Regions from separate parts of the Homo sapiens genome. Here region 2 is linked to region 1. A link is an interaction called in ENCODE POLR2A ChIA-PET data of the cell type or tissue named here. Cell type or tissue: MCF 10A. All regions are shown on one strand.

Region 1 (2,500 bases):
AAGTGATCCACCTTCTTTGGCCTCCCAAAGTGCTGGATTACAGGCATGAGCCACTGCGCCTAGCTAGGAGGACCTCCCCTTCTGAACCAGTTATGGTATCCCAGGGCCAGGAAGAAGCTGAAAGCCTTCTGTGGGAACAAAACAAAGCAAAACAAAAACGCTTCATGGGGCTTCCACCAAAGTTAGTGTTTTAAGGCACGCCTCAGGAACAGCAACTTGGAAGCAGGTTGTTCCAGGAAGTGGTTGTAGGCAGATTTTTCCTGAGTTCTTCCCCTGCTCTGAGGGCTCATTAAATCTTCCTCTGAGAAGCTCCACTTTTATCTTCATTTTACAGATGGGACAACCAAAGCTAAAGAGAGGCTAAGGCTCAAAAGTCAGAGTTAGCTAGTTGGGGCATTTGGGTGTGGGCCCAGGCCACGTAACTTCATCTGTTGTTCTAAGCCTGAAGCCAAGCCCAGAGTTAGGTGTTCTGTATGGGGAGCAAGGTGTGACCATCTTCCTGGGACCATTAGTCTGCTTGGGAGGCCGGTCATGACAGTCCAGGGCAAAAGATGCTGTCACAGGATCTCAAGACAAGATGCTCTAGGGAAGAGAAAAGGGAGTGCCCGCTGTGTGTCAGGACTTGTGCTAGGCTCTAAACCTCAGGCAGGAAAGCATGGGCAATGAGCCAGAGGCTGCTGTGGCAGCACAGACTGCGGTACCTCGAGGCTAGTAAGGGACAAAGCGTGGGAAGCTGGGATAGAGGCTCCTCACACTCTGAAACCAGCAGGAGGAGGTGCGAGACCCAGCACCTCCATTTCTAGAGGTGGCGTGACCTTGGCTCGGCCTCCCCTCTCTGAGCCTCAGTTTCCTCTCCAGAGTGAACTGGGGGCTGCACCCCCCTTCTCCCAGAGTGGGGGACAAAAAAACGAATAGCACACCGCTGAGATTCCCTGTGTGTGCGCAAGTGTATGACAAGACGCCGCCGGTACCGCACGAGGGCCAGGGACGCAGAGAGGCCAAGGGCGCTCCGGCCTCGTAGTAGCCAGCGAAAACTCCGCCGCCAGCCACTCCGGGAACGAAGCGCATGCGCCAACCCATGCCGTCACAGTCACGTGCCCCACGCTTTCGGCAGAGGCCCTGAGAGGCAGACTCTGACTGACACGTGAGCTGACCTGTCAGCAGGAAGCACTTCCCCTGGCGACGAGCAAAAAGACTGTTGATTGGGGATAGCACCCCCTCGGGGGCGGGTTCTTTGCAGTCCTGGTTACTATGACGCCCGGCCCCCGCCCCCTCGGCTAGCCGCCATCTTGTTGTTGATCCGTACCCAGTGGGCAGCGCCGGGAGCTGGACCAAGCGGCCGGTGAGAGGCCGCTGTAGCGGTGCTCAGCCACCTGTGCTGCCTGCCAGGGGGCGGGCCGAAACCTGGAGGCCCGGGGGGCCCAGCTCCCGTAGGGAGCCGTGGGCGCTCGGTGCCCGGGCCGGGCAGGTGAGTGACAGGAGCCGGGCCGATAGACCGGCCTGACGCCCGCGGGGAGGGCGGTGGCGGGCGCGGGGTTGGAGTGGGCGCGTGTGGGGTCGGGGCTCCGGTGGGGCCATCACTGGAACATCGCTCGAGCGTCCTGACCGGCCGCCCGCCGAGCCTCCCAGATGCTGGCACCGAAGCCGGGGGGACAGCCGGTGTGGAGGACGGAGAGCGCCAGTGCCTGAGGGTTGGCCGGCTAGTAGCGGGAAACCAGCTTCTCTGACCGAAGCTCTGGACTCCGCTGATCCGGAGCGCTAAAGTGTGTCCGGTGCCACCCTGATGCTCTCCTGGGAGTTATGTTGCTCCTGGCTGAGAAATAGACTTACCTCTTTCTTAGATAGCGTTCCTGCGAGTGATTTTCAGGACGCTGGATGCTAAGACTAGACGAAGCAAGCCAAAGCCCCCGCGAGCCAGGCAGGCCGGTGTCACGGCCCTATGATTATGGCAAGGGGGACCCTCTGCCTGGCTGCTGCTTCCTGAGACCCGTTCGGAACCTCACGTGTACCTCGAAGCTCACCGTTTTCCTCGCAAAGAACCTGGTTAAATGTCCATAATGGCTGAGTTTTATTTTGGAACATAATTTCTTTGGTTCTTCACCACCACTTTTTGGAGAGTGGTAATGTCTTCCTCTTTTTGCTTTAGGAGAAAGTGAGTATTATGGTGATGACTTGATTTTATCTCCTAAAGGGATGCTCGCCATAGGAGACAAAGGAAACGTAGGAGTGTCTTAGAATCGGAAAAAGAAACTTGTTTTTGTTGTGGATGATATGGAACTGGCAAATTAACTGTTTTTTTTCTTTTTTTTCTTTTGAGACAGAGTCTCTCGCTCTGTTGCCCAGGCCGGAGTGCAGTGGCGCGATCTCGGCTCACCACAGCCTCCACCTCCCGGGTTCAAGCGATTATCCTGCCTCAGCCTCCCGAGTAGGTAGGACTACAGACACGCGCCACCATGCCCGGCTAATTTTTGTATTTTTAATAGAGACGGGGTTTCACCAT
Region 2 (2,500 bases), 110 kb before region 1:
CCACCACCACGCACAAATACACAGGGAGATGCTCACAGATTCACAGACTCACAGCTGCTTGCCAACAGTTTCACTTTCCCTTGTTTTGCTCTGCTTTCCAAAGGGGGTGGGACGGGAGTTGTCAGAGAATCTCCCCTTCCTCCACACCCCCTCCCCCCACCCACCCCCATCCTTCTGCCAGCCACCACGTTCCAGGGAGCCTCCTGGGCCTTGGAAGTTGGGAGCTTGTTAGGGAGCCTGCATGTCCTGGGCTTCACTAACGTTTTTGCCATGATTGGGGGTGATTGGGGGAGTACCCAGAACTCATGGAATGGCAGCTTGGTTCTAGAAGGTTCTGGGAGCCTCACTCTAGTCTTGTGCAAGCAACTATAAACATCTGGGGATAAGTAAAGGCCTAGGAAGGGCTGGTTGGAATTGGTCCATCCCAGACTTTTTTTTTTAACTGTATTTGGAGCCCTACCCCAGGCAGGAAGTCTCAAAGCCTGTGCTGAACTGGGGGCTCCTTCCACAGACTCTATCTAGGTTCTCTCCAGCCATCGTGTAGGCAACAGCAGTAAGATTGGACCAAGGAATGGGACCCACAGCTACTGTTCTTAGATTCTCTAGCTATCATCCTGTGGCCCTGGGCCTGCTGTGACATTCTCGAAAGACTCCTTTCCGCTCCTATTGATGCCTCGGAGATGGGAGAACTTACACCCAATGTGAGGTTGGGGGTCTTTAGCCTCCCTCCCTCTGCTGAGTACATCTGGGTTGAGAGGCCCTAGGGTTGGGGACTCCTTGTCTGGGCCTGGGCAGGCCTGCCTGGCCCCTTCTCCTTCCCAATGGGGAGTCAGAACCTCTCCCCAGCTTGCCTAGTGGTCAGTGGGTCAGAAGACACCCAGCACGGCTGGGCAGTGCCAGGCTCCAGGAAGACTAATCTTGGTCCCTGCTCACAGGCTGGCCAGGCCCCCAGGAGGTGTGTGAATCACCCCGTGCAGTGTTTGCCCAGCAACTCTGGGCATGCAGCCACTAGGGCAGCACCCACATAGTGGTTGGCCTCAGGAGGCCTGAGGGACTCAGAGCTGGTGCCTGTCCTCCATGGGACATTGGACACTTACGTGTTTTCAGGAGCTGGGGGCCCCTACCTAAGCCTGGGAACGTAGAGCTAAGGTCCTGGGGCTAGGGACAAGCAGGCTAGGGTGTGGGCCTGACTAAGGTAGGGCTCTATTCCCCTTCAGAGCCCCACCTGTCCCTGAGTCATGCTAGAAACACCTGGCAGCCTTCCGGCTCGGGCCAAGCCAAGCCGATTTCCTGCCTCAAGTGAGGACAAAATCCCAGTCCCCACCCACCCCAAGCTGTAGGCACAAGGTGTATGGGGTTTCGAGGCTCAGCTCCACATCTACTTTTGCCTCCAGGGCTACTAATCAGTGCTGAGGTCTCAGGACTGGGTTAAGCCTCTGTGGTCTGATGGAGCCTTCAGAGGCTCCTGCTTCGAGGAGTGCCCTCCGGGCTGGTGAGAGAGAGTCCTAAGCACCTAGGGCTGGCTACTGAGCCCCGTCTGCACCTCGCACTCAGCTCCAACACCGCGAGTTCATACCCTGGTGTACTGGTTTCCCAGAGCTTCCACAGTCCTCCCCTGGAGCGTGATTGCAGCCCCCAAAAACACCCCCTTGCTAAAAGCAGGGGAGAGGTTAGTACCCCCTAGCTTCCAGAACTTAGTTCTGGCACCCAGGCTGTAGGGGTTTGGTTTATCCCTTTTGTACCCTGAAGGGGGGTATAGGAAGCAGCCAGGAGTACAGGCAGACCTTTGGAGTCTAGGGAGAAGGACCATGTCCCCAACCTTGTGCTGGCCAATTAACTCCAGCATTCAGCCCCTTATGCAAGTGGGGAAACCGAAGCCCAGAGGAGACAGGGTTTGCTGAAGTGCACACAGAGAGTCAGAGAAGAGCCAGCAGGGGGCAGGAGAAGACTCTTGCGGAGCTGAGACTTCCAACTGGGCTCTCCTCTTGAGGGTCTATGATGCCTTGGACCAGAGACCAAACCTCTTGAGCCTGTTTCCTCATCTGTGAGATGTACGGGGTGGGCCAGGCACCGTGGCTCATGCCTGTAATCCCAGCACTCTGGGAGACCAAGGCGGACTAATCACAAGGTCAGGAGTTCGAGACCAGCCTGGCCAACATCGTGAAACCCCCATCTCTACTAAAAATACAAAAAATTAGCCAGGGGTGGTGGCGAGCACCTGTAATCCCAGCTACTCGGGAGGCTGAGGCAGGAGAATCTCTTGAACCCGGGAGGTGTTGCAGTGAGCTGAGATCACACCATTGCCCTCCAGCCCCAGCAACAGTGTGAGACTCCGTCTCAAAAAAAAAAAAAAAAAAAAAAAAAAAAAAAAAGATGTACGGGGTGGTTGTGAGGATGGAATGGGGGTAACTCACCATCAGGATGGGCATGGCAGGGTGGGGCAGGGAGAATGAGGAGTGGACCTTCCAGCCTGGGCCTTCTCCCTGCCCTTGCTACACTG

The links. ChIA-PET counts read pairs that join two places held together with the same protein. Peaks named below come from ENCODE experiments on the same cell type or tissue, not always from the same donor. Only the 100,000 strongest peaks of a DNase experiment are listed, where the experiment ranks them.
Region 2: POLR2A ChIA-PET joins it to region 1 with 18 read pairs; 6 of 35 experiments call an interaction of 5 or more read pairs at or near these places.

What each region holds. Positions count from the first base shown.
Region 1 is chr3:49,785,322-49,787,821 of GRCh38, reverse strand. IP6K1 (inositol hexakisphosphate kinase 1) reads left to right here and starts at 1,280. Exons shown (of 6, transcript NM_153273.4): 1 at 1,280-1,468. RefSeq lists silencers at 417-581, 1,317-1,666 and enhancers at 757-826, 913-1,602. In MCF 10A, no CTCF peak of the experiment used is centred here; DNase peaks (open chromatin) are centred at 661 and 1,171.
Region 2 is chr3:49,899,433-49,901,932 of GRCh38, reverse strand. The region is part of intron 1 of MST1R (macrophage stimulating 1 receptor); the gene reads left to right. Among named protein-coding and RNA genes, the nearest start is that of MST1R, 3.2 kb to the left of the region's middle. In MCF 10A, a CTCF peak has its summit at 1,929 (motif pointing right); a DNase peak (open chromatin) is centred at 1,132.